2 separate regions of the Homo sapiens genome follow, and region 1 is linked to region 2. Evidence: read pairs that join two places in POLR2A ChIA-PET (ENCODE). Cell type or tissue: PC-3. All regions are shown on one strand. Links, peaks and the distances in the headings refer to the core of each region. The heading gives the core; the rest is flanking DNA. Region 1 has its middle 49 kb from the start of FAM240B. Region 2 overlaps FAM240B (family with sequence similarity 240 member B).

Region 1 (4,393 bases), core at 117-4,116, 60 kb after region 2:
GAGGGAGGGTTTCTCTGCCACAGGAGTATTTACACTTTGGGCTGCTCGGTACTGTGTTGTGGGGGCTGTCCTGTTCCTAGGAGTTCTGCAGCATCCTTGGCCTCAACTAACTAGGGGCCAGTAGCACCCTCCACCTCCAGGTGGGCAACAAAAAAAATCTCCAGACATTGCCAAATGCTCTCCGGGGGAAAATGCCCCTGGTTGAAAACCACTGGGCTAGGTGCAGTGCAGGGTGCAGGATAATAATAACACTTGGAGGCCGGGCGCGGTGGCTCATACCTGTAATCCCAGCACTTTGGGAGGCTGAGGCGGGAGGATCACGAGGTCAGATCGAGACCATGCTGGCTACCATGGTGAAACCCCTGTCTCTACTAAAACTACAAAAATAGCTGGGCGTGGTGGTGCGCGCCTGTAGTCCCAGCTGCTCGGGAGGCTGAGGCAGGAGAATGGCGTGAACCGGGGAGGCGGAGCTTGCAGTGAGCCCCGATCGCGGCACTGCACTCCAGCCTGGGTGACAGAGCGAGACTCGTCTCAAACAAACAAACAAAACACTTGGAGGCTGCCCTCCAGGCCAGTCTCATTGAGCAGAGAAGATTAAGGGAAAGAAAAACAAAGACAAGGGCAAATCATCTAGCATAGTATGTAAACTGCAAAACGTGTACAGGTCAACTTTTAAACATCTTGTGGGTATGATGCTGTGGCTTAGAGTTCCTTTTCTGCTCTTATTCACTCAGCAAACTTTTATCCAGTGCCTCCCATGTGACAGGTGCTGTTTTAGGTTTTGGTGATACCTTAGAGAACCAGACAAAGTCGCTGCCCTCATGGAGCTCATAGTCTCTTTGGGGAGCTAAACAAGACAAGTTAGGACAATCAATAGATGTAGATATGTAGTATAATGCCAGACCGTGGTAAGTGCTGTGAGGGAAGCTGAAGCTGGTAGTGAGATGGAGAGTAGCTGTTGAGGACGGTTGTCAGAGAAGATTTCTCAGAAGGACTAGTATTTTTTGGTGAAGAAGTTATCCTCCTCTTCTCTCTGAGAAAAACCCATGCACTCCCACGTGAACCTCTTCAAGCGGGCTCTCGTGTTGCTCTGGCGCAGCCCTCTTGTGCTTTCAGTGCTCCCTTGATTTCTGACATAACAAGGTAACTGTTCACCGACTACTTCTATTGCCCAGACCCGGAATTAACCATTTCCTCAAGGACTGGCATTATTATTATTAATGCGGTATAACTTACACAGAGTATAAGAAAGTACACTAATCTTACATGTACAATTCAATGAACTTTTACATACTTATACAGCATACAACCACTTCTCATATAAAGATATACAACATTTCTAGCACCTAGAAAGTTCCCCAGGGGCCCATTGCATGTATTACCTCCTCCCCCATGCTGTATGCAGTGGTAATTACAATACTCTCCAGATCTGTGTTATTTTTCTCAACGTTATGCCTTTGAGAGTCATTCATATTCTTTTGAATGGCAGTGATCCATTATTTTTCATTGCTATATAGTATTCCATTCAAGTTTTGATTTGGGTTGTTTGCAGTTTTGGTCTCCTGTGAATAAAACTACTATAACAATTTTTAAACTGAGTTTACTGTCATAATGATGACACCAAGCCAATTGGGGTTTCCCTACTGGAATTATCTAATAACTCATAATTATTTCCTTAACTTTGTAGCTTAATGTTTAATTTCCTTAGCTTTGTAGCTAAATGTCTAATTTTCTCAATGTTTCTCACTTTCTCTTAGGCTGGACAAACTGCATGCATTTTGCCTACACAGAAAAAGATTACTTCTCTTCCAAATAACCTTGCTCAACCTACAAAAGCTTGCCGTTTTATTCATCAGTGAGAGGCAGTTAGTCAAGATTCTAGCTGCCATTTGTGACTCATCCACACCTGTGAAGTGAGTAGATAAGTAACATTACAATATAAATAAATTCAGACATCAAGGAAGGCAAATCGTGATTATTCCTCTAATAGAAAGTGACTCAAGGGTGCGTAGGAACATCTGGGACATTGATGTTCATTTCATGTGACTGTTAGAAGAGTGCTTCTATTCTGAGAATGTGACCCTGGTGTGGTGAAGTTTTCTGTGGAGCCTTTTGAAATTTATAGTCAGTGACGTGGAATGTCCATCCAGGAGGAGTCTGACAAATGCTGTGCCAGTCGAGGTTCAGCACCGTAGGTGTAGCGCAGGCGAAATACGGTGCTGGAGCTTTGAGTACAAGCTGAAACACCGCACACCACCTCCTCTCTCTACCATTCAGAACACTCTTTACAAAACTAAAAAACTGCCCCCCAAAAAAAAGAAAAATATAAATGCAAACATAATAAAATAAAAGGAATATTTCCCAGCTTCTGGAAAGAAAGCCAAGCCAATGATCTCTCTTATAGGTGACATGGGATAGAGGATCCCATTCCAGATTCCCCCAGGTGCTCCATGAAACAGCACAGACTCTGGTTTTCCATCATCTCAGTTCCGGGGCCTTAAGGCCTCCCCCTTACCTCTCCTCTGAGTTCCTGTGGAATCCACACTCCAGAGGTGGCCGCCCCACAGCCTGGGGCCTCCCCAGGGAGCTCTCATTTGGGACTGCCCCAGCTCTGATGTGTCAGGAGAGGCATTTGCCTTTAGCCACCTGTTCATTTGGGGGAATTCTCCTATAGGCTCCCTGTGTTCCCAGTTCTACATTCAAATCATTCTGGGTCTTTTGGTCCTTGTGATAAAACATGAAACAGCAGAAATAAACGTTTAACTATTAAAACAAAGAGACCAATTAATTATTGTTGTGGAAGTATGTGATGCTATATTAAAAACTATTTTGGAAATACAACTTATTTTACCTTCATTGCTACACTGTTCACTGGTCCGCTGTCTTCCACGGGCCACCACAAATGTCCCCTCCAGGAATATTCCATGGACCAGAGGCCCATTTGGGGTAAAGGATGGCGAAACTCTTCCAACATCACTCCCAGGGCCCTTTTATTCTGGAGGGCAGAGGCAGGCCTGGCAGGACAAAGCAAGATGGTGAAGATTCCAGAACTTTTGTGTAGATAATTTAAGTTTTTTCAAATAATATAACTTTAAAGCTCAGACATCCAAGAGAATTAGCTAATGAAAACCTCTATCCAGCAATAAGTTTGGTAAAGTGACTAGAAACAAGTTTGCACAAAAAATAAGAACTTGCATACCTGTATCGATAAAATCTTTATTTTTTTTTTTTATTTTTTGCAACAGAGTCTCGCTGTGTACCCCAGGCTGCAGTGCAGTGGTGCAATCAAGGCTCACTGCAACCTCTGCCTCCCGGGTTGAAGTGATTCTCCCTGCCTCAGCCTCCCGAGTAGCTGGGATTACAGGTGCTCGCCAGCACGCCCTGCTAATTTTTGTATTTTTAGTAGAGACAGGGTTTCACCATGTTGGCCAGGCTGGTCTCAAACTCCTGACCTCATGATCTGCCTGCCTCAGCCTCCCAAAGTGCTGGGATTACAGGCGTGAGCCACCACGCCGGGCCTAAAATCTTAATTAAAAGATATAATGGAAACATAGACAACATAAATAATATTGCCAAAAAATACAAACATAGGATTGGTAATCATGAAGACTATATTAGACTAACACGAGAGAATGAAAAGTAAATGAAGCTTTGAATAATAGAGTAGGCATTCTGTATCTTTGATGGAAAAACTAAACATGGCAAAGATTGAATTTTTTTTTTTTTTGAGACATAGTCTTGCTCTGTCACCCAGGCTGGAGTGCAGTGGTGTGATCTCTGCTCACTGTAACCTCTGCCTCATGGGCTCAAGCAGTTATCCTGCCTCAACCTCCCAAGTAGCTGGGATCACAGGCATGCGCCAACAAGCCTGGTTAATTTTTTGTATTTTTAGTAGAGTCGGGGTTTCACCATGTTTGGCAGGCTGGTCTTAAACTTCTGACCTCAGGTGATCTGCCCACCTCAGCCTCCCAAAGTGATGGGATTACAGGTATGCACCACCGTGCCAGGCCAGATTGAATTTCTTTAAAAAATAATGTGTAATTTAATTTTGATTCCAATAATAATTTCAACTGGACTTTGTTTTTGTTTTTTTACTACTTAAAAAATTGACTTGAAAATATCCTACCAGGTAAACAGCAAGCATAAATTGCACAGATAAGTTTGGAGGAAAAGGTTCCTGTGATTAAAATGTTATTGTTAAAATAGTATGATAAGGAACAAGGATAGATAGATAATTTATTAAAACAAGATAGAGAGTTTTAAAACAGACTAGGTAGGATATTTGATAAAAGAAGCTTCATGTATCAATGAGGGGAGAAACGTATTATTCAGTGCAGCATTTCAGATATTGGCCTTTTAGAAAAAAATAAAAATAATTTCTCACTGAGTCAGG
Region 2 (4,393 bases), core at 229-4,228:
CTCCCTGGAAAGAGGAAGTTTGACTTAGGTGCCCTCTCCCACTTCAGGTGCTCAGTGACCTTACCCTTTCCTGTGACTGATGGACGCTGGGGTGTTTGTGACTTAGAGCGGTAGAGCTTCTTGAACAGAAGCTCAGTCGTATTTTGTTTTTAATACACTGAAGCATTTAATGGGTGTTCAGTTATTCAAGTTAAATGACCCCCTTCCAAGAGCCGGCCCCTTTGGAGTATCTCAGACATTGAGGGTCTGAGCGTGGATTGCTTTTCTGCTTTCTGGGTAAGGGAAACGCTCACATCCAGTCACCTTCTGCAGTCTGCCAGGCTGGAGCTGCGCCGTGGAGCCTCTGGAATTTCTCTCTGCACCCTGGGACTGTCCTCCAGCCTGACCCGAGCACACGCTCCTGTCTTTCAAGGGCATATTTCTCACTTATTTTCTTTCCCAGGATAATCATTCAGTGCACAGAATTCTAATAAATTTCTAGCCACTGGACATTGAAAGAGAAGCCACTAACAAAATACATCTGATTTTACATTTTCATTCATAGAACCAGGGTGTGGAATGCATGCCCTCCTCTAGCAATTAGGTTTCCTGTGGGTTTTGTTCAGGCTCCAGGAACATCTAAGGCATCTCATTTTCCTGATGTACAAGTTCAAGATAAGAAGACAGTGCTTGCTTTTAACTGCGAGGAAGGTGTTAAATGCAGAATTTGCAATGTAAGTATGCAGAAGGTAATGCCTTTTATATGCATAATATTTTCACAGATTTTTTTAAATTACAAAATACCCCTAAAGATTGCAAGTTCATATTGGGTACCCGGTATTTAGAAAAAGGATAGCTTGGTCAAACAGGTACTCATTGAAATGCTCTTCTTTTCTCAAAATTGATAATGAACATTTTATTCTAAAGAAATTCATTATGAAGACAAGAGAGGCCCGTGCAGGAACACAGCCTGCTCACATCCGCACGGCATTTTACATCCTCTCTGTTTGGGAGGAAGGTGTGGTTTGGATATGGAAGGAGGATTTACTCTAGCAGATACTGTAGCTGCACAGTCATGAACTGGGTTACAGAAAATAGCTGAAAGCAGGGTGTTGTCTACACACCCAAGGAGTAAATTAATTCAGGGTGAACCTGGGCCAGACGTGGTGGCTCACACCTGTAATCCCAGCACTTTGAGAGGCCAAGGCAGGCGGATCACGAGGTCAAGAGATGGTGACCATCCTGGCTTACACGATGAAACCCCGTCTCTACTAAAAAAAACAAAAAAAAAAAACAAAAAAAAAACCAAAAAATTAGCTGGGCGTGGTGGCACATGCCTGTAATCCCAGCTACTCAGGAGGCTGAGGCAGGAGAATCGCTTGAACCTGGGAGGTGGAGATTGCAGTGAGCTGAGGCAGCGCCACTGCACTCCAGTCTGAGCAACAGAGCAAGACTCGGTCTCAAAAAAAAAAAAAAAAAAATTAGGGTGAACCCAAAGGAAATCAGGCTATGAAGTATCTGATGCATGCCAGCTCTGCTTCTCATTCCTTTTTGATCAAAAAACACTTATAGGGTCTCTGTTTTCATAGAGTAGCTTGAGAGTAGTGGGCATGAACTTTGGAAGGACTTAGGAGGGGACATGAACTCAGACGTCTTCAGGGATCCATAAGCATCCCAAAGGACTGAAGCCACTGGGAGCAGTGGCACTAGGTCTTGAAGGGCACGTGCTCTGCTTCAAGACATGCATTCCAAAAGGGTCCAACACCACACTGGCCAAAGAAAACATGGCGTTTGGCTGGATGCAGTCAGAGGGCTACCTACCTGCCCCTCCTAGTGGATGCATTCTCTATCTGCAGGTAGAACCTATGTCTTTCTTCCTTAGCTTTTCTCGAAACCTCCTCCCTGTGCTCTCGCTGCAGGGCACCCTGAACTATTTTGCTTTCTCTATGCTTTCCTCCTTCCTACGCTGTCTCATGGGGCAGCCCCCTATCCTGCTTCTGCACCCAAGCATGCAGATACCACTCTGGCTGTTCAGGCTCGCTATTGCTGTCATTCCAGCAGGAACCGGGATTGGAGTTCTTCACCAAGCCACAGCCCACTCACTAGGGGTCATGTAGACACAGCTGTCCTGCCTGCGAAACACAGCTGCATCCCTACCTCCCCTGTCAGGCCAGGAGGCTGCATCCTGACAACCAGGATGGAGAGAAAGCTCAGTGGAGGACTTGCACTGTTGTGACTTTGAGCAAGAAAGCCCTTCACTTGCTCGGAGCCCCTTTGCTTAGCCATGAAGTGGAGATGAAGTGTGGTAACATACAGGAAAGTGCCCCCAACACAGCCCACCATTCATTCCCCAAATGCCCCTCCCCACATGCCACATGCTTGTTCAGGGGACTCACAATGCATCTCCTGATCCCTGGCAAGCATCAAAAGTGCTAACTGAATTTGAACCACCACCTAAATACAGTCTCCTTGTCTTTAGTTTATACGTGATATCAAATGCTTTGCTTCTTATTGACTCAGCTCATATTGAAGGCTTATTTATCTCTGTTGCTGGGCTGTAAGAATTAGAAAGCCTTAGATCATGGGGATAAGAGGCTTCCCGTCTTGTCCCAGACCCAGTGCTGGACCACGTCCAGTGAAGCCTTTAGCAAAGCTCTTGGTGATGAGTTTCACCCTTACATCACTTAGGATGTTATATTTGTGGGCTCTCTGTGGTCAGGCCCTATAATCACATTTACTGAGTGATGCTGAACATGTTTAAGGAGTGACTGTCTTACTAAAATTGACAGTTGCCACTGTGCTGACTCTTGGCCTCAACCCCTCCATGTTATTTCACAGCCTCACTGCTTGTTTTGCTGAAAACTGCTGGTGAATCTGAACTTCAGCAGGTGCAAGAACTTCTGTAAAAGAAAGTGCATTTTGTTTGAGATGAGCTGTGCCATCTTCTTCCTTCCACTTTTAAAAAACTTGTTTTATATTTATTGCTCCCATTTACCAGGCTCACTGTAGCTGGTATGGCCCTCTTTGAACAGAATTGATAGCAATTTTAGAAAAGCATTTTTAGGAAAACACCAAAATAAGGCAGGAAACAGGAAATGAAAGATGTTTACATTTCCCTGGCGGTATTGATGGAAAACCTAGGCACTAACAGTGGCTCTCTCTGCCTCTGCACCTGGCCCAGGCAGAGACAATCATTAGCTCTATGCCATATGCATATGGTGGTGCCCCCGTCGGGGCTCAAATGAGAGTGGAAAGGCGCTGCTTTCTCAAGTTGTTCTCTCTGTGTGGTCGGGAAGAAGGGAAAGCCGCTGTGATCTCCTGTGGGATGGACCAGTAGGGTTTTATTGTCACAGAAATAAGAAATACTAAGCAATGTGCAGACACATAAACCCATTAGGTACCTGAACCCTCCTAAGCCACTTCTAAAGATCTGTAAGATTAAGCTCCTATTTTTTACATGAGCAACTTTTCAAACTCAGGTGTCTCCATTCTATTGTTGTGCAATTGATTTTTGTTTATAAACTCAATTTCAGAGGTGCACACTCACGTGCCTTCTAAGTTTCCACTTGCTACTTTCATCCCATGTGTATGCAGATGGAAGAGAAGAGACTTTTCAGGGGAGCGTGTATGTGCTCTTGATGTCTTTTTGTTGTTGTTGAGACGGAGTCTTGCTTTGTCGCCAGGCTGGAGTGCAGTGGCTCGATCTCGGCTCACTGCAACCTCCGCCTCCCGGGTTCAAGCAATTCTCCTGCCTTAGCCTGCTGAGTAGCTGGAATTACAGGTGCACACCACCACACCCAGGTAATTTTTGTATTTTTAGTAGAGACAGGGTTTCACCACTTTGACCAGGATGGTCTCAGTCTCTTGACCTCGTGATCCGCCTGCCTCGGCCTCCCAAAGTGCTGGGATTACAGGTGTGAGCCCACAGCGCTCGGCCTTGATGTCTTTTAAATTCCCTCTAAACCTGAGATTCTCTCAGAATATAAGATCATTTATTTTTCTTAGAACCCAGATAACTGTGTTGTCTTCCATTCCCCAGGGGCTCAAAAAGCAGGAGCAGGAAATTTAAATAACTGTAGTGTCCAGAAGGCCACATACTTGAGTTATTCTGGTTATTTTTATAATAAACACTTAGGAATATTATCTGCTTCTGACTCCCACCTCTAAAAATCAGGTTTACTGCATTTATCTTTTTGTTTCCCCAGTTTTTATAAACTCATGGGTAGAGGGCAATAGTTCTCCTTTTTAAAGTATAGGCAGTGGGGGGAAATGCATTGGTTTTGGCCAATGAAACTCAGCCCTGCAACGACAGGGCGTGGAAGTGAGTTCAGAAATGGAGCAGGTCTGCCCCCACTAAGTGGTCAGACAAAACTGCCCACAGTATCTTTGCCTACTGGCTGGTGGGCTGCAGGTC

The links. Peaks named below come from ENCODE experiments on the same cell type or tissue, not always from the same donor. Only the 100,000 strongest peaks of a DNase experiment are listed, where the experiment ranks them.
Region 1: POLR2A ChIA-PET joins it to region 2 with 6 read pairs; 2 of 35 experiments call an interaction of 5 or more read pairs at or near these places.

What each region holds. Positions count from the first base shown.
Region 1 is chr9:38,766,519-38,770,911 of GRCh38, forward strand. No RefSeq gene overlaps it. Among named protein-coding and RNA genes, the nearest start is that of FAM240B, 49 kb to the left of the region's middle. RefSeq lists an enhancer at 1,337-2,536. In PC-3, for the core only: no CTCF peak of the experiment used is centred there; no DNase peak of the experiment used is centred there.
Region 2 is chr9:38,706,353-38,710,745 of GRCh38, forward strand. All of the region lies in intron 1 of FAM240B (family with sequence similarity 240 member B), which reads right to left. Among named protein-coding and RNA genes, the nearest start is that of FAM240B, 12 kb to the right of the region's middle. In PC-3, for the core only: a CTCF peak has its summit at 1,830; a DNase peak (open chromatin) is centred at 2,649.